3 separate regions of the Homo sapiens genome follow, and all the other regions are linked to region 1. A link is an interaction called in ENCODE POLR2A ChIA-PET data of the cell type or tissue named here. Cell type or tissue: PC-9. All regions are shown on one strand. Links, peaks and the distances in the headings refer to the core of each region. The heading gives the core; the rest is flanking DNA. Region 1 holds the start of MIR6792 (microRNA 6792). Region 2 holds the start of FBN3 (fibrillin 3). Region 3 overlaps SAXO5 (stabilizer of axonemal microtubules 5).

Evidence for each region. ChIA-PET counts read pairs that join two places held together with the same protein. Peaks named below come from ENCODE experiments on the same cell type or tissue, not always from the same donor. Only the 100,000 strongest peaks of a DNase experiment are listed, where the experiment ranks them.
Region 2: POLR2A ChIA-PET joins it to region 1 with 8 read pairs; 1 of 35 experiments calls an interaction of 5 or more read pairs at or near these places.
Region 3: POLR2A ChIA-PET joins it to region 1 with 5 read pairs; 2 of 35 experiments call an interaction of 5 or more read pairs at or near these places.

What each region holds. Positions count from the first base shown.
Region 1 is chr19:7,616,868-7,622,966 of GRCh38, reverse strand. It overlaps CAMSAP3 (calmodulin regulated spectrin associated protein family member 3), which reads right to left. Exons shown (of 17, transcript NM_020902.2): 15 at 5,529-5,641; 16 at 5,306-5,424; 17 at 4,663-5,215. The coding sequence ends at 4,910. It overlaps XAB2 (XPA binding protein 2), which reads left to right. Exons shown (of 19, transcript NM_020196.3): 10 at 74-205; 11 at 306-437; 12 at 523-636; 13 at 1,670-1,832; 14 at 1,931-2,121; 15 at 2,298-2,420; 16 at 2,521-2,692; 17 at 2,892-3,021; 18 at 3,111-3,220; 19 at 3,320-3,442. The coding sequence ends at 3,381. It overlaps MIR6792 (microRNA 6792), which reads right to left and starts at 5,528; the gene lies at 5,462-5,528. In PC-9, for the core only: no CTCF peak of the experiment used is centred there; DNase peaks (open chromatin) are centred at 3,576 and 4,376; H3K4me3 peaks cover 974 bases; H3K27ac peaks cover 2,038 bases.
Region 2 is chr19:8,146,177-8,152,275 of GRCh38, reverse strand. It overlaps FBN3 (fibrillin 3), which reads left to right and starts at 2,684. Exons shown (of 64, transcript NM_032447.5): 1 at 2,684-2,827; 2 at 4,779-4,962; 3 at 5,090-5,172; 4 at 6,051-6,099. The coding sequence starts at 4,796. RefSeq lists enhancers at 3,527-4,497, 4,498-5,469. In PC-9, for the core only: no CTCF peak of the experiment used is centred there; no DNase peak of the experiment used is centred there; H3K4me3 peaks cover 540 bases; H3K27me3 peaks cover 3,723 bases.
Region 3 is chr19:7,503,588-7,508,450 of GRCh38, reverse strand. SAXO5 (stabilizer of axonemal microtubules 5) reads right to left here. Exons shown (of 9, transcript NM_198534.3): 3 at 4,227-4,330; 4 at 4,040-4,140; 5 at 3,015-3,127; 6 at 2,825-2,934; 7 at 2,286-2,487; 8 at 1,310-1,395; 9 at 1-245. The coding sequence ends at 21. Among named protein-coding and RNA genes, the nearest start is that of SAXO5, 8.5 kb to the right of the region's middle. RefSeq lists an enhancer at 214-508 and a silencer at 1,821-1,900. In PC-9, for the core only: no CTCF peak of the experiment used is centred there; DNase peaks (open chromatin) are centred at 340, 1,860 and 2,881; H3K4me3 peaks cover 1,097 bases; H3K27ac peaks cover 877 bases.

The sequences.
Region 1 (6,099 bases), core at 1,633-5,632:
CCTTTCTGACCCTTGATGGTGGGAGCTGTCCAGGTGGGCAGGGTCTCAGCCTCGCCTCTGCCCGCCCCGGCAGGCCCGTGTCATCCTGGAGAAGGCCACCAAGGTGAACTTCAAGCAGGTGGATGACCTGGCAAGCGTGTGGTGTCAGTGCGGAGAGCTGGAGCTCCGACACGAGAACTACGATGAGGCCTTGCGGCTGCTGCGAGTGAGAACAGGCCCAGGCTGTGGGGTGGGGGCTGCAGGTTGTAGGGCAAGGGCCAGGGACAGCCCCTGAGCGCCTCCCCGGCCACTGTCTGCCCCTGCAGAAGGCCACGGCGCTGCCTGCCCGCCGGGCCGAGTACTTTGATGGTTCAGAGCCCGTGCAGAACCGCGTGTACAAGTCACTGAAGGTCTGGTCCATGCTCGCCGACCTGGAGGAGAGCCTCGGCACCTTCCAGGTGAGCTGCCTGTGGCTGGGGAGGGACGGGGCCCCGGACTCAGCTCCAGAACCAGCTCCAACCTTTCCCATCCCCACCCCTGCAGTCCACCAAGGCCGTGTACGACCGCATCCTGGACCTGCGTATCGCAACACCCCAGATCGTCATCAACTATGCCATGTTCCTGGAGGAGCACAAGTACTTCGAGGAGAGCTTCAAGGTGAGGGGCTAGGGTGGACCCAGAGGCCCCTGATGGCAGTGTCCCCTCCCCAGGGGTCCTCAGCAACTTACGAATCTGCTGGGGCTTGTGTGACACAGTATACAGACTGGGTGACTTAAACAACAAAGATTTAGCTTCTCCCCGTCCTGGAGGCTGGAAGTCCAGGATCGAGGCATGGGCAGGGCTGGTTCCTCCTGAGGCCTCTCTCCTTAGCTTACAGACAGCCGCCTTCTCCCTATGTCTTTGTGTGGCCTTCTCTTTGTGTGTGTCACTTTTGAAATTTCCTCTTCTTATAAAGGACATCAGTCATAATGGATTAGGTGGCCCCTAACGACCTCAGTTTAACTTAGTGATCTCATCTTCAAACGAATCTACTTTCTGAGGTACTGGGGGTTAAGATTTGAGCATATGAATGTTTTGAGGGGGGCACAGTTCATTCCATAGCAGGCACAGAATCCTACTTCCACGTGCACCCATGACTCATGGGGAGGGTGTTGGTGCCAGTGTGTGCGGGCTCTCCCTGCCCCGCTGCTCAGGAGACGGGTTGTGGGGTCCAGGGGGTGGGTTGCGTGTCCGTGGGAAGGCCATGTCCCGCGGCCGGAGCAGTCATGTTTGAGTGTGTGTTTCTATGGATCGTGTGGGCATTATACAGATACACAAATGGGGAGGTCGTACATGCATACGCGTGCTACTGCCTGCCCCTCTGTCAGGGGGTGCGGCCTTCTCCCTGGGGACAGGCAGCCAGCGTCAGCGGAGCTGGGGAGCCACCCACCTTCACCCATCATGTCACCTCCTATGGGGCCAGACTGTGCTTAGCAGGTCCCATTGCACCCCTGTTCTTGGGGTTCTCACAGAGGGAGACAGTGCAGAGGACAGACCCCCACAACTGCCATTAGGGACAGGGAGGCGTGGACAGGGAAGGGCCCCAAGGGAGTTCCTGGCAGGCTCCCTACAGACGCCACCCAAGGACATCCCGGGTGCCTGGTGGTCTCTATCTGCAGACTCTCACATGTGACTCTCCCTCTGGTAACAGGCGTACGAGCGCGGCATCTCGCTGTTCAAGTGGCCCAACGTGTCCGACATCTGGAGCACCTACCTGACCAAATTCATTGCCCGCTATGGGGGCCGCAAGCTGGAGCGGGCACGGGACCTGTTTGAACAGGCTCTGGACGGCTGCCCCCCAAAATATGCCAAGAGTGAGGCGGGCAGAGGGCATGGGGGGGGTGGCGGGCGGGCTGGGTTTCTGACTGGCCCCGGCTGACCGTGCTCCCCTCTCCCCGCCTACCCCGCCCAGCCTTGTACCTGCTGTACGCACAGCTGGAGGAGGAGTGGGGCCTGGCCCGGCATGCCATGGCCGTGTACGAGCGTGCCACCAGGGCCGTGGAGCCCGCCCAGCAGTATGACATGTTCAACATCTACATCAAGCGGGCGGCCGAGATCTATGGGGTCACCCACACCCGCGGCATCTACCAGAAGGCCATTGAGGTACCCACCGTGGGGGGCTGGGCCGGGGCCAGAGGTCCCTGAGCAGACGGAAGGGGTCCAGGCAGGTGGGAGGGGCTGAGGAGGAGCCTTCTGGAAGCACAGGGATGGCCATGGTGTGTTGGGAGCCCCCGAGCTACCCCGGCCTCACTCCCGGCCTCCCCAACCCCGGTGTCCAGGTGCTGTCGGACGAGCACGCGCGTGAGATGTGCCTGCGGTTTGCAGACATGGAGTGCAAGCTCGGGGAGATTGACCGCGCCCGGGCCATCTACAGCTTCTGCTCCCAGATCTGTGACCCCCGGGTAGGGCTGTGGGGAGGGACGGGTATCAGGGTTGGGGGCTGCGGCGGAGTCAGCCAGCTCACGGGCACACACACCCACCCCTGCCCTGCCCCCCACGCAGACGACCGGCGCGTTCTGGCAGACGTGGAAGGACTTTGAGGTCCGGCATGGCAATGAGGACACCATCAAGGAAATGCTGCGTATCCGGCGCAGCGTGCAGGCCACGTACAACACGCAGGTCAACTTCATGGCCTCGCAGATGCTCAAGGTCTCGGGCAGTGCCACGGGCACCGGTGAGCCGTCCCAGCTGGCTGAGTTCCTGATCCAGGGCATCTCAGCCCGGCCTGACCTGGGCTTTCCGGGTCTGGGAGCCTCGGATCCTGATGGCAATCTCCTTGAGGGCTGGGCCATCACCTGGGGGACTGGGATAGTGCAACGTCCGATGTGTGGGAGGGGCCCCCGTGGCGCTGACCCCCTGCTCCCACCCCCTAGTGTCTGACCTGGCCCCTGGGCAGAGTGGCATGGACGACATGAAGCTGCTGGAACAGCGGGCAGAGCAGCTGGCGGCTGAGGCGGAGCGTGACCAGCCCTTGCGCGCCCAGAGCAAGATCCTGTTCGTGAGGTGAGGGCGGATCCTTGGACGGGACAGGACTGGGACAGGTCCCAAGGGGGCCCGGGGTGGGGAACTGAGGCAGCATGGCCCGTCCCTAGGAGTGACGCCTCCCGGGAGGAGCTGGCAGAGCTGGCACAGCAGGTCAACCCCGAGGAGATCCAGCTGGGCGAGGACGAGGACGAGGACGAGATGGACCTGGAGCCCAACGGTGAGGGCCCGGCTGGGGCGGGGACGGTGGCATTACCAGGGTGGGCCTCGGGGGACAGGCCAACGCCAGGAGGGTGACTGGCTCCCGCCTTCCCCACAGAGGTTCGGCTGGAGCAGCAGAGCGTGCCAGCCGCAGTGTTTGGGAGCCTGAAGGAAGACTGACCCGTCCCTCCCCCATCCCCCCTCCCCACCCCCTCCCCAATACAGCTACGTTTGTACATCATGGTCTGAGCCTCCTTCCTGCTGCCCAGGTGCCCGAGGGAGTACAGCTCAGGAGTGCCTGGCCCTGGGCCGGGATTGGCTGCTGTGGGAGGTGGGGCGGCTGGGCCCCAGGCCAGATACTGCCCGGCCTCACCCCGCAGAGCCAGTTCTGGACTCGAGAGGCCAGTCCCTCCGCTGCCTGGGGCCTTGGAGTGGGTCCTGCCCGGAAACTTCCTTGAGCCTCTGTAGCCTGGGAAGGGCAATCCAGCCCCTGGCTGCCCAGGTCTCGCCAGCCCCTGCCTCTCAGAGCCCTTCTGTGGCCCCAGGCAGCTGCCGCCTCCCTGGGGTGGCACCCACTGTCTGTTCCCCACTAGGGACTGGCCCTTGCCCTCAAGTCTTGGAGTCAGGCAGGCTCTGGCCCAGCTCTGGGAACTGATTAGTAACGCGTTTCTGTGCCTGGACGGGGGCCAGGCGCCAGACCTTGTGCACGGCCCAGGACCAGGGCGTGGTCCTTAGTCCTAAGCCTGGGAAGCCATTAGCGGGCTGTAGGCTATTAAGGGGTTTTAAGTATCAAGGGATATAATCAGATTTGTGCTTCGAACGGGTCACACAGGCTGCTGTGTGGGCAGGAGGCAGCTGGGGACATGGGGAGGCCCAGGCCATTGGCTTGGACTTTGCAGGGAGGTGACAGGGCTGGAGAGAAGCGAGTGAGACAGGAGGGGAGGGCTGAGCTGTGTAGAACTGGGCGGCAGCTGGGAAGCCAGTGCCAGCCTGGGTTGCAGGGCAGGCCTTGCATCTGAGAGAGACACCCAGGCAATGGCAGGGGGCAACTGGATTGTCAAACACAGATCTCAGAGAAACCTGGAATCACTGGCCCAGAGGTAGATGCCAGGCCTGGAAACACCAGGCTGGCCAGGGGAGACAAGATCAAGTTAGAAGTTGGCCCCATGCCAAACGCTGGTTAGGGCCAGTAACAACAGCCACACAGACCAGGAGAATCCAGCAAGCGGGGGTGGCCAAGGCCACAGGAAGGGCCAGTGGGACACCTCGAGCCTGAGAGATCAGTTCAGAGGCAGCTTCGAAACAGCCCTGGCTGGGGGCTGGGAGTGCCCTGGCTGAAGCTGCATTAGGGGATTATGGGGGTTGAAGACAGGAGTTGGTTTGAGAAAGAACAGGAGACTAAAAACACAGCCAGGGAGTGTGGGACCCCGGCCAGCCTCGGAGGGGGGGACAAGGTTCAACTTCTCTTTAAATTATTTTATTCAAGAAGTGGGGGAGGACAGACAAGGGGACTGAGCTGAGCCCTGAGTCCCTGAACCTCCCAGCTCAGCCCCCACAGCAGGACTGGACTCAAAGTCAGAGGGTGGAGACTCCAGCCCCACCCAGACACGGTTGGGGACAGACAGGACCCAGGAATACCGACTGACTGTCCTCCAGGGGATGGCGGCCGCAGCACACAGGGCCCGGCCCGTGGACCGCCCGGGTGGGGCTATTTGGGGGTGCCGCCGCCCTTCTTGGGAGTGGTGGGTTTCTTGCCCTGCCAGAGGTGTCCCTGGATGGTGAAGGCATCGACGCTCATGGACATGGTCTTGGCGGGGATCTGGGTGAAGCGCTTGCGGTCCGAGTTGTACTTGTAGATGCCTTCCACCATGGCGGGCGTGACGGTCCGGGGCCCATACCCTGCCAGCCGCGACAGCTCCTCTGTCTCCCCCGACAGCGTGTAGAGCGCCCGGAACTGGCAGCTCGAGTCGCGAAAGAGGATCAGGAAGTGGTTGGCCTTGCTTTTCTCAATTTCCTGGGCAGGAGTGCTGGAAATGGTCAGCTGGCCAAGTCAGGCCACCCACCCACCCACCAGCCCCCAACTCCCACGTGTGGGCGGGCTCACCTCCAGAATGCGATTCTTCTGCGGTTCGTTCACCTTGCCCGCCAGGCAGCAGTGTGATAGGGCATTGTGGATGATGAACTTGTTGGACTTGGCGCTGGGTTCTTTGTACAGCCGTGGACCTAGAGGGTGAGGCAGTGGGAGGGGGTGGGGGGCAGCAGGAATGAGCAGGGGCTGTGGAGGAGGGTGCCTGTTGCTCCTCACATCACCCAGAGCCCCTGCTTACCTGTGTACTCGGGCACTGACGCTGGGGAGGAGGCATTGCTGCCATTTTCCCAGTCCCGTTCGCGGCTTCCAGGCAGGCGGCTTGGGGACATGAGACCTGACGGGGAGGGAGCCCTGCAGTGGGAGAAGGATGGGATGGAGGTGGGGTCAGGATGGGATGGAGGTGGGGTCAGAGATGGGAAGCTTCCCTATGTGCAGAGGGGCCAAGGAAAATAAGGGCCACGGCTGGGCATCGTGGCTCATGCCTGTAATCCCAGCACTTCGGGAGGCCAAAGCGGGCAGATCACTTGAGGTCGGGAGTTCGAGGCCAGCCTGGCCAACATGGTGAAACACCGTCTCTACAGGCACGGGTAACCCCAGCTACTCAGGAGGCTGAGGCACGAGAATCACTTGCACCCAGGGGGCGGAGGTTGCCGTGAGCCAAGATTGCGCCACTGCACTCCAGCCTGGGCGACACAGCAAGACTCCCTCTCAAAAAAACAAAAAAAAAAAAAAAAAAAAAAAAGGCGGGCCACACACACTGCAGAGGAGGCGGTATACACTGCACACCCTCCCAAGTCCATGCAGTGCCC
Region 2 (6,099 bases), core at 1,282-5,281, 530 kb before region 1:
CGTTGGGATTACAGGCGTGAGCCACCATGCCCAGCCTAAATGTCCCTTCTTAACAGTGTGATGTAATAAGGGTACAGTGGGGGGTGACACTGTCTGTGATACCACATCAATAACTGGCAATAACATAACAGACCAGGGTGGCACCATGGGAAGTCTGAAACTACAGCACGCGGTGTGGACAGTAGCTTGGGTTGGGGGCTGTGAACAACCAATGCCCACTATCTGCCGTTTTCGAGCACTTCAGTTGCGGTGACTTCCAACAGCTCCACATCCTGGTCTTGCCACACCCTCCGGCTTCCTTCTCCCCTCTCTTCTGGAGGGCAGGTAGGGAGACTTCTAGGACTGAGTCGCTCCCTGGCCCACAGTTCTTCCAGGAAAGCCCTCCTCCAGACTTAGCCATGGCAACAGTGGCTGTGCAGTGTCCCTGGGATGGGACAATCTCTCCCCACCTTTTGCACCTATGCTGGGCTGCTTCTAGGGCACCCGGTGCTTGTCCCCGTGCCCATGTAAGATTCATTTGTTGCAGAACAAATCTGGGTGGACCTTGGCAGAGGAGCCTGGAAAGAGGTGTCCAAGGTGGCCGGGGAAACTGGTTTGTCCACAATAGCCCCTGGGCCCACCCTCCAACAGGAACCCCACCCCCCTGTCTCTGCTGGGCCACCTCCATCCTGGGGTTCCCTCCCCAGTCCACCCTCCCCATGCCCCAGCACCCCACCTGACCCTTCTCACAGGGTCCACGGGCCCCTCCCTTGGCCAGGATGACTGGATCTTGTCCCTGAAGTCGGCGTCTGTCCCATGCTCCCCGAGCCCAGCCCTGGGGCCCTCAATGCTCCCCGGACACAGTCTAAGACCTGGAAGTGGAGCCTTGGGAGAACCTCCCCTTTCTGTGAGTCCACCGTGTCTCCCCTCAGAGGTGGGGGGGGAGCCTGCTGAGGGCTCCTCGGTGCTTCTAGCCTCTTCTTATGTTTCCTGCTTTCCTCTTGCTCCCTCCCCTTCTCCTCTCTCCTAAAGTTCCAACCTCACTCCATCCAGGCATGTTTGTTCTAAGTTCTCTCCTTCTCCAGGCCTTTGCCTGTTCTGTTTCCTCCAGCAAACTCCTATGCAACTGTCAAAACCTACTTCAAAAATCCCCTTCTGGGCCAGACTCGGTGGCTCACGCCTGTAATCTCAGCACTTTGGGAGGCCGAGGCAGGTGGATCACGATGTTAGGAGTTCGAGACCAGCCTGGCCAACATGGTGAATCCCCGTCTCTACTAAAGATACAAAAAATTTACCGGGCATGATGGCACAAGCCCGTAATCCCAGCTACTCGGAAGGCTGAAGCAGGAGAATTGCTTGAACCTGGGAGGTGGAGGTTGTAGTGAGCCAAGATCGTGCCATTGCACTCCAGCCTGGGTGACAGGGCAAGACTTTGTCTCAAAAAACAAACAAAACAAAACATAAACAAAATCCTCTCCCTCCCTGCAAATTGTGAGTTTACCCTATTGAACTCCCAAAGCTGACTTGCTGAATATACTCCCACCATAGCACTTCCGGAATGGAGACAGGGTCTCCAATTTTTGGAGATAGGGTCTTGCTCAGTTGCCCAGGCTGGAGTGCAGTGGCACAATCATAACTCACTGCAGCCTCAACCTCCTAGGCTGAAGCAGTCCTCCTGCCTCAGCCTCCTGAGTAGCTGGGACTATAGATGCATGCCACCAGGCCTGGCTAATTCTTTTTAATTTTTTTTTTTTTTTTTTTTTTAGAGATGGGGTCTCACTATGTTACCCAGGTTAGTCTCGAACTCCTGGTTTCAAGCCCACTGGGCTTACTTATTTATTAGATTCCGGAAGTACTGTGGTGGGGGGATATTCAGCACAATCAGCTTTGGGAGTTCAATAGAGTAAACTCACAATTTGCGGATAGGGAGGGAATTTTTGAACTGGACTTTGACAGATGCGTAGGAGTTTGCTGGATGGAGTAACAGCTTCAGGCCCAACGCACAGCTTCTGACAGATCCCCATGTTAAGGGTCTATTCTCAAAGGTATGAAGGTAGTGGAAAAGCCTAGAAATTTTTGTTTGGAGTACTGACAACAGATAGGGAGCCAAAATTCTTGTCTGGTCCCTTTGGTAGGTGGACAAACAGGTTCAAAGAGATTTGAAAGTTTACACCGTTTGAATTGTTAACCTCTTCATTTTGAGAACCAGATGAAAAACCTGGGCCCTTCTCCCTGGGAAATACAGCTTTGCCCAATGTTTTGTCAACATATTTAGGGGCCCCTGATCTCAGCCTAGTTAAGAATCCAGGCTCCAAGAGCCAGGTGAGTTTCCAACGTCACTCTCGCAATTCTCCTTGCTCGAGGGAGGGGGTGGCGGCTTGGGAGGCCCTGAGAGGGCCGCCCAGGTGAGTCCCGGGACTTCTCTGCCCAGGCTGTCGTCCAGGCCCTCCAAAAGTCAGAGCCCCACCTCCACCTTAGTCTCGATCCGAAAACGCGGCCCCGGCAGCCCCTACTAGGCGCCCCCAGCCCGCCCTCACATCCCTCCAGTCCATCGGAGTTTTTCACTCGGAGCCCCGGACCCTCCCCCGAGCCGCAGCCTCTCTCCCCGCCCCGGATCGGAGCCCCCCGTCCCCGCCCCGGGAGCTAAGAGGTGCAAACGCGCCCTCCTCCAACTCCTCCCGCCCCCAACTCCCCCCCGAGTGGCAGCTCTGGGCTGGGAACGCGGCGGGGTCGGCCTCTCGGCTTTGCGTTCCCGCCCCGGGTCCCCGGCGCCGCAGGAGCCCGCCCTGCAGCGCTGAGTCCCGCGCGTCCGCCTGCCGTGCCCGCCTCCACGCGCGCCGCCTCGCAGGTAGGTGAAGGCGCGGGGCCAGCGGCGGGGCGAGATCGCGGGCGCTGAAGGGTGGAGAAGGCGGGGGCGGGGGGGCCGGCAGGGGGAGGGGGAGAGGATTCCTTTGTTCGCAGCCGGGCAGCCCCGGGCCCAGCCCCCTCCCCTCTCCGCCTTCTAGTGGCGCCCGCCGCAGTGGGGAGTGGGGGCGCGGGGACCCGGCGGGAGGGGCTCGGCCGGGGCGCGGGGCCCCTGACCCCACAGGTGAGGGCGGAGCCAAGCGTGGTCGCGGCCGGGGGCCCTGCCGGGTGGAGATCGCGCCCCGCGGGCTCCGGGGGCGCCCCCTCCCCGTCGGCGAAGCTTGGTATCCCTCGCTGTTTGGCCCTCAGCCTCCACACCCCGTGCCGGGCGCGCCTTCTCTGCTCATTCATTCCACAAACTCCAGGGTGTGGCTCGCAGAAGCAGCGGTGTGTAGGGGGGACCGAGGCAAATCAGGCCAGAGACTCCCCCCACCTAATTCCCCCACCCGACCCGAGGCAGGGGGCTGGGGCGGAGGGAGTGGGGGAGGAGGGCTTGCAAGCCCCGAGGCTGCTTGGAGTCCACGGAGCCTCAGAGTGCGGACTGACCCGGACAACTGAGAAGAAAAAGAGGGCGCCCCTCTCCAGCCAGCCAACCCTCCAACGTTGACAGGGGTCTCTCCCTTCTCCGGGGCCTTTGGACAACCAGGTTGGCCCAGAGAGGGGCGTGGCCAAGACCACACAGCAGGGCTCCCCGCCCATTCTCCACCTAGGGCCGGTTCCTTTCCTCCCTGGAACCTGAATGGAACAGGAAGGCCACTTGGTCTGGCTTCTCTCCCTCAAGTATTTTGCCTCCACCCTCCAAACGGTCGTCTCCTGTCCCGGTCTTCTCCCTCCCGTCCTTCATGGCCCAGGAAAGACCCAGCCAAGGGGGGCAGGAGCGAGTTCCGTTCCTGATCTTCTTCCCCTCCTTCTTCTCTTCGTGGGCTTAAGCTCCGGCTTAGCCCCTCACTCATGGTGTGATGGCCTTAGTTTGTGCATCTGTGAAATGGGCACAGAAGCGGTCCCTTCCCTGCTGGGCACAGGGTTACTCTCTGCATTGGGAAGTTCCAGCCCCTGCCTGGGCCCCCTGCCCAGGGAGGCATCCAGCCCTGACCTGGGAGCAGTGAACAGTCAGAGGAGGCTTCCTGGAGGAGGTGTGATGTTAGAAAAGGGTCTTGCGGCTAAGGGTGCACAGCCCAGGCAAGACCGGCGTGGGATGTGGAGGCGAGGGGACACAGGGCCAGGTGGGGCCAGGCATTGCAGGAGTGGGGGTATCTGTGTCACAGAGGGACAGTGGGGTTGTTGCCTTCCACGACTTACCATCTTCCTCCTACCCTGGACGCTCTCTGGGCTCCACCGTCCCAGCTAGAACTTTGGGAATCTCCTCAATGCCCTCCACCTCCCACGACATGAGCCTCCCATTCCTCTCCTCTCTCTCCCATCTGGACAGCCCCCAGCCTTCTGACACCCTGTTTCCCCCCCGGGACCCTGCTGCCCTTCCCCACACCACCTAACATGCATTTCTGACCTTGCTCCTCCCACTCAAAGCTTTTCAAGGGCTCTTCATTGTCCTTGACGAATGAGCAAAAGCTGCATGACACTGCTATGCCCACTCCTGCAACGCCTGGCCCCACCTGGCCCCACCTGGCCCTCTCTCCCCTCCCTTCCACTTCCCACTCCCGTCTTGCCTTGGCTGTGCACCCTCAGCCCCAAGACCCTTCTCTAACATCACACCTCCTCCAGGAAGCCTCCTCTGACTGTTCACCGCTTCCCGGTTGGGGCTGGATGCCTCCTTGGGCTCCCAGAGGCCCCGGGGCTGCCCCATTTGGCAACCACCCTGCCCTCCTCGTTGTGTTGGGTCCCCCATGGCTAGGGTGGGGGGCTCATCTAGGGCTGACTCTGCTTCCTCTCCGCAGCCTCCAGGGGACACGCCATGACTCTGGAGGGTCTGTATTTGGCAAGGGGCCCCCTGGCCCGGCTCCTGCTGGCCTGGTCGGCCCTGTTGTGCATGGCAGGTGGCCAAGGCCGCTGGGACGGGGCCTTGGAGGCTGCAGGTCCTGGACGTGTGCGGAGGCGGGGCAGCCCAGGCATCTTGCAGGGGTGCGTGGTACCTGGGATGCTGGGAGACCCCTTCGGTGTGGATTGGGCTGTCCTGGGGCCAGCGGAATACCCGGGGGGATGTCCACACGGGCAGGGGCTCACCAGACCCATCTCGCTGTCCCCGAAGGCCGAATGTGTGCGGCTCCCGGTTCCATGCCTACTGCTGTCCAGGCTGGAGGACATTCCCTGGCAGGAGCCAGTGTGTCGTACGTGAGTGCTACCGCCGTCTGGAGGTGGGGGGGCACAGGCCGGGGACACTCTTACCTGCCTGCAGGTTCAGCTCTGTTTACACGGGGACTTAGCCAGGGACCTCTGGCTGAACCACAGGAATGGCCCTTGCATCTGCGTCTGTCCTCAGGGTTCCAGGCCAACCTGCCATGTTCATTTCCTTTGCCCTACAACCTCCTTGTGTCTGTCTGTCTCTCTGGTTCCCTTGCTTTGTCTCTGCCTCTCTCTATTCATCTCTGCTCATGTCTCTCTCTGTTGGTTTCTTTTCTTTATTATTATTATTTTTAGAGATGGGGGTCTCTGTGTTGCTCAGGCTGGTCTCAAACTCTGGCCTCAAGCGATTTTCCCATCTCAGCCTCCCAAAGTGCTAGGATTCCAGGTGTGAGCCACTGCACCTGGCCTCTCTCTGTTGGTTACTGTCTCTCTATCTAACTGATTCTCTCTCTCTCTGTTTCTCTGAGTCTCTCTCTGTTTGTCTCTCTCTGGCCTCACCCTCTCTTTCTGTTTCTGTCTCTGGAATCTGACTCCACTTCCCAGGAGACACCCAACCTCAGTATCCAGGACCCCAGCACCTCCAGCTCTGTCCTCACAGCTCAGCAGCTCTGGCCCAAAGAGCATTCTCTCCCCATGGCTCTAGCAGAGTCCCCAACCCACAGCCTGGGTCACACACCCTGCCCAGCCCAGCCCGAGAGTGGGGGGACATCCCATGAAAACAGGGGTGGGGTGTGCTATGAGCAGAGCCGGGGATGCAGATGACCAGCAGCGTCCACTGAGGTGTTCCGGCCAGCCCGGACACCAATGGAGCAGGGACGGCCCAGGCTCGGTCCTGGTCTTGACTGCCACCCGCTGCACTCATCCAGCCATCTGTAGGCGCGCCTGCGGTGAAGGCTTCTGCTCCCAGCCCAACCT
Region 3 (4,863 bases), core at 1-4,000, 110 kb after region 1:
GAATGTTGCCAAGATGGCATTTATTGCTGGCTGGGGCACAGGTACATAGGGGGCTGGGGGACCAGAGGGTCTATCTTCTCCCTGCAGCCGCGCTGGTGAGGCGTGCCCAGGGGCACGAAGCCCTCCTGAGGATTTTTCAGTCTCAGGGCTGCTGGGCCCTGGTACTTGAAAGGAAACTCGTCCTTGTATTGTGTTGAGAAGAAGCGCAGTCCACCCAGAGGGGGCTCCATGTGGCTGTACTTGCACTGTGGAGACAGGGTGGACAGCCTGGCAGGGCAGCCTGGGAGGTGGCCGATCCACCCTGTCCACCCCAGGATCTCCAGGCCTGATGAGTCAGGGGGCGGGGCCAGGCAGGGCAGGCTAGCTGGTCGGGGCGGAGCCAGTGTCTGACCAAGGAGGATGGTTAAGACTGGGTAAGAGAGGATAGGGAAAGGGGCGAGGCTATGGCCAGAAGGGTGGAGTTATGCAGGGGCGGGGCTTGGCCACGAAGGGGCGGGATTGTCCAGGGGCGGAGTTGGGGTTCTGGTCAATTTGGGGTGGGATTTAGCCCTTCAGAAGGTGAAGCCTGGGGTAAGGTGGGGCCGCCTAGGGACAGAGCCAGAGCATCAAAGGCTGGGGAGGTTGAACTCTGGGGAGAGGTGGGCAAAAAGGGCCCCAGGCTGGGCTGAATGAGGAGCTGGATAAGAAGATGGAGAGAAACCAGGGGTGTCCCTGGAAGGACTCCAGGGCTGGGGTGATCCTGGGTGGCTCTGAATTAACCCTCGTCTTGGGTATAACAGTGGTGGTGGTGCAAAGATGCCCCTGAGCTGACCTTGACATGACCCTGGGGGGTGAGCTAGAGATGACCTCTATTTTTTTTTTTCCTTTTTTTGAGGCAGAGTCTTGCTCTGTTGCCCAGCCCAGAGTGCAATGGTGCGATCTTGGCTCACTGAAACCTCTGCCTCCCTGGTTCAAGCAATTCTGTCTCAGCCTCCCTAGTAGCTGGGATTACAGGCATGCGCCACCATGCCTGACTAATTTTTGTATTTTTAGTAGAGACGGGGTTTCACCATGTTGGCCAGGCTGGTCTCGAACTCCTGACTTCAGGTGATCCGCCTGCTTCGGCCTCCCAAAGCGCTGGGATTACAAGCGTGAACCACTGCACCCGGCCAAGCTAGGGATGATCTTCAGGCTGAAGGGATATTAAGATGCCCCCGAGCCTGGGTGATCACTAACTCTGAGACAGGGTGACAGCATAGTCGTCCTGAGATAACTCTACACCAATGTGGGGGTTGCCTAATGATGGGTGGCTCCCCTCCGCCTCCCTTACCCGCTGTAGCATCTCTTCAGTCACCGGGGCCGGAGGTGTTCTGTGTGGCTTCAGCATCTTCTGGTTCATGGTTAAAAAATCGAATTCTGGAGATTCAGGTTGGGGAGGCTGAGTGAGGGCTGTGGGCCGAGGCGGGGCTGAGGGTGTGGTGAAGTTCAAGGGAAGGGTTCAAGAGCCAAGCCCAGGCCAGCGCTGAAGTTGACCAGGGGAGAAAAATGGATTAGGAGAGGGGGGAGGGAGGAGCCAAAGAAGGAGGGAGAAGCCAGAGGAAGGGGGAGGAGCTGGGAAAGAGGGAGGAGCTGGGAAAGAGGTAGGCGCTGGGGAAGAGGGAGGAGGTGGGGGAGGAGGAAGGAGCCAGGGGAGGAGAGAGGAGCTGGGGAAGAGGGAGGAACTGGGAAAGAGGGAGGAGCTGGGACAAAGGAAGGAGCCAGAGAAAGGGGGAGGAGCTTGGGAAGAGGGAGGAGCTGGAGGAGGACGGAGGAGCTAGGGGAGGAACCCAGAGCTAGGGCATAGGGCTAAGAAGGTCAGGGGCGGGGCCGGGCCAGATGAGTCTGTGGGCAGGGCCAGGCAGGGCAGGCTAGCGGGTCAGGGGCGGAGCCAGAGTCTGACAATGGAAGAGGAGTTAAGACTGGATAAGAGAGGATGGAGAAGGGGCAGGGCCGTGTCCAGAAGGATGGAGTTATGAAGGGGAGAGGCATGGCCATGAAGGGGCGGGATTATCCAGGAGCAGAGTTGGGGTTCTGGTCAATTGGGGGTGGGATTTAGCCTTTCAGGGGATGAAGCCGGGGGAGGGGAGGGCTGGTTAGGGGCGGGGCCAGAGCAGTGGCAAGGGCGAGGCTTCCAGGGCTGGGCTTCCCGGGACGGGGCTCCGTGGGGGCGGGGCTCCATGGGGAGGGGCTCCATGGGGGCGGGGCTTTCGGGGGTGGGGCTTCCCGGGGCGGGGCTCCATGGGGCGGGGCTTCCCGGGAGCGCTCACCGCCCGTGCCCCGCGGCAGGTAGCTTTGCTGCAAGTGGAGGTTGGGCGCTTTCTGCACCTGTCTCCACTCTGAAGGGCAGTAGTCCGAGCCCATGGTGGTCTTGAAGAAGCGTTTGAGTAGCTTTGGCTCCCCTAGGGTCACATGACTCTGCAATTTCTCATGAGGCACGTGGCGGCTGGGTGGCTGGGTCGGGGGTGGCGGCTGTAGGACCACATGGCATTTGAAAGCTCCGGCGTCCGAGAGGTCCCCGGGCCCGGGGGGGAGGGAGGAGGTGGGCTCTGTGTGACCTTGGACAGCTCCCTCACCCCTTCTGGGCCCCACCTGGTAGCACTGGGAGTTGGTACTCTTATCTCATTTTACAGAAGGAGCCACGGAGGAGGATCGGAGTGGTTAAGTGACTCGCCCTAGATCACTCAAGTACATCCAGGAGATTCCTGCATACATATCAAGCTCACTCCCACTTTGGGACTTCTGCACCTGCTATTTGCTCTGTCTGGGAAGCCCTTTTCCCTGCCGCCTTTTCGCTCTTCCTGCTCACCTGGCCGTAGAAGTACTGCATGAAGGTGTCCAGACTGCCGGGGCCGGGGCACCAATTTCCTTTCAGGATGTGCGACTCCGGAGTCTGATCGTGGTGAAGAACAAAAGGCTCTGCCAGAAGCGGAACAGGTGCAGAGCTGCCCTGGGAGGCTGCGGTGGGAGGCGGGACGGGGCGGGCCTCAGGCTCTCACCTGGCTCCCTGGCATAGAAGTGCTCGGCCTTGGTGGTCCTGTCGCGGAAGAGGCCGTCACCAGGACGGATATTTACACAGTGGATGTGGGCTGTGGCCTGGGCCTTGTCATACCTGTACGTAGTGTATTATTCCATCAAGAATAAGGTAAAGTGGGCTGGGCATGGTGGCCCACCCCTGTAATCTCAGCACTTTGGGAGGCTGAGGTGGGTGGATCACCTGAGGTCAGGCTTTTGAGAACAGATTGGCAAAAATGGTGAAACCCCATCTCTACTAAAAATACAAAATTAGCCGGGCATGGTGGCACATGCCTGTAATTCCAGCTACTCGGTAGGCTGAGGCAGGAGAATTGCTTGAACCCGGGAGGCGGAGGTTGCAGTGAGCTGAGATTGTGCCACTGCACTCAAGCCTGGGCAACAGAGCGAGACTACGTCTCAAAAAAAAAAAAAGAAAAAAAAAAAGAAGAAGAAGAAGCTAAAGTGGATCCATCTGGGGCCTTGCAACCCCCAGAAAGAGGGAGGGGAGCAGGGTTTCCTAATGACCAAGCTGTGGGGCTCTGATAATGAGAGATCTGGCACAATAGTGCACCTTGGCTACCAGTGACAGAGACCTCAGAGGCAGAGTATGGGCCCTAAAGCCCTAAGGGGCAAATACCACATGCTACTGAAAGCCAGTTGTCCCATCTGGGTGGGAAGGCAGTGCCCCCTCGTCCCCCACTTTTTTTTTTTTTTTGAGATGGAGTCTTGCTCTGTCGAACAGGCTGGAGTGCAGTGGTGCAATCTTGGCTCACTGCAGCCTCCGCCTCCCGGGTTCAGGCGATTCTCCTGCCTCAGCCTCCGGAGTAACTGGGATTACAGGCGCCCACCACCACACCCGGCTAATTGTTGTATTTTTAGTAGAGACAGGGTTTCACCATATTGGCCAGGCTGGTCTCGAGCTCCTGACCTCATGATCTGTCTGCCTCAGCCTCCCAAAGTGCTGGGATTACAGGCATGAGCCACCGTGCCCGCAGTGGCCCCTTTATACCTATCTTCAGGCAGATCCTGGGGCCTGTAGGCCTGTTTCTGCTCCGAACACGTTGATCCATAGCTGATCTTGCAGTCTCCCAGCTCCACTCCGGAGGAGGCCTGTGGGCAGACAGGGATAGGAAGGCCCAAACCACCCAGCCCCCAATTCTGCCCCCGCCTGCAGCCCCAACACAGCCTCAATTTACCCTCTTACACCTCAAGGCAGGTGGGCCTGGCAGGGCCTGGAACTGTCTTTGGTAGGAAGTCCCATCTTGTCTCGTGTAGTCCCACTTGAGGGTGTTGGGGCCCCCTTAGGATAGGCAAGGGGGATGGGGGGAGAGAGAGAGAGATTGAGATTCCCTGCCATCTCAAGCCCTCTGGAAGGAATTCTATTTCTTGCCTGGGAAGGGGAGCTGGGCCATTCTGAACAGTGTAGACTGAGAGCTGTCTGGCAAACACCAAAAGATAAAAATAAAAATAAAATAAATTATACTAAAAGCCAGGTGCAATGGCCCATGCCTGTAATCCCAGCTATTCAGGTGGCTGAAGTGCAAAGATGGGCTTGAGCCCATCTTGAGCTGGAGACCAGCTTGGGCAACATAGTAAGACCCTCATCTCTAAAAAATAATGATAAATTTAAAAATACAGCCAGGTGTGGTGGCTCATGCCTGTAATCCCAGCACTTTGAGAGGCCAAGGCAGGTGGATCACCTGAGGTCAGGAGTTCAAGACCAGCCTGATCAATACGGTGAAACCCCATCCCTACCAAAAATATAAAAATTAGCCGGGTGTGTTGGCATGTGCCTGTAGTCCCAGCTACTCAGGAGACTGAGACAGGAGAATA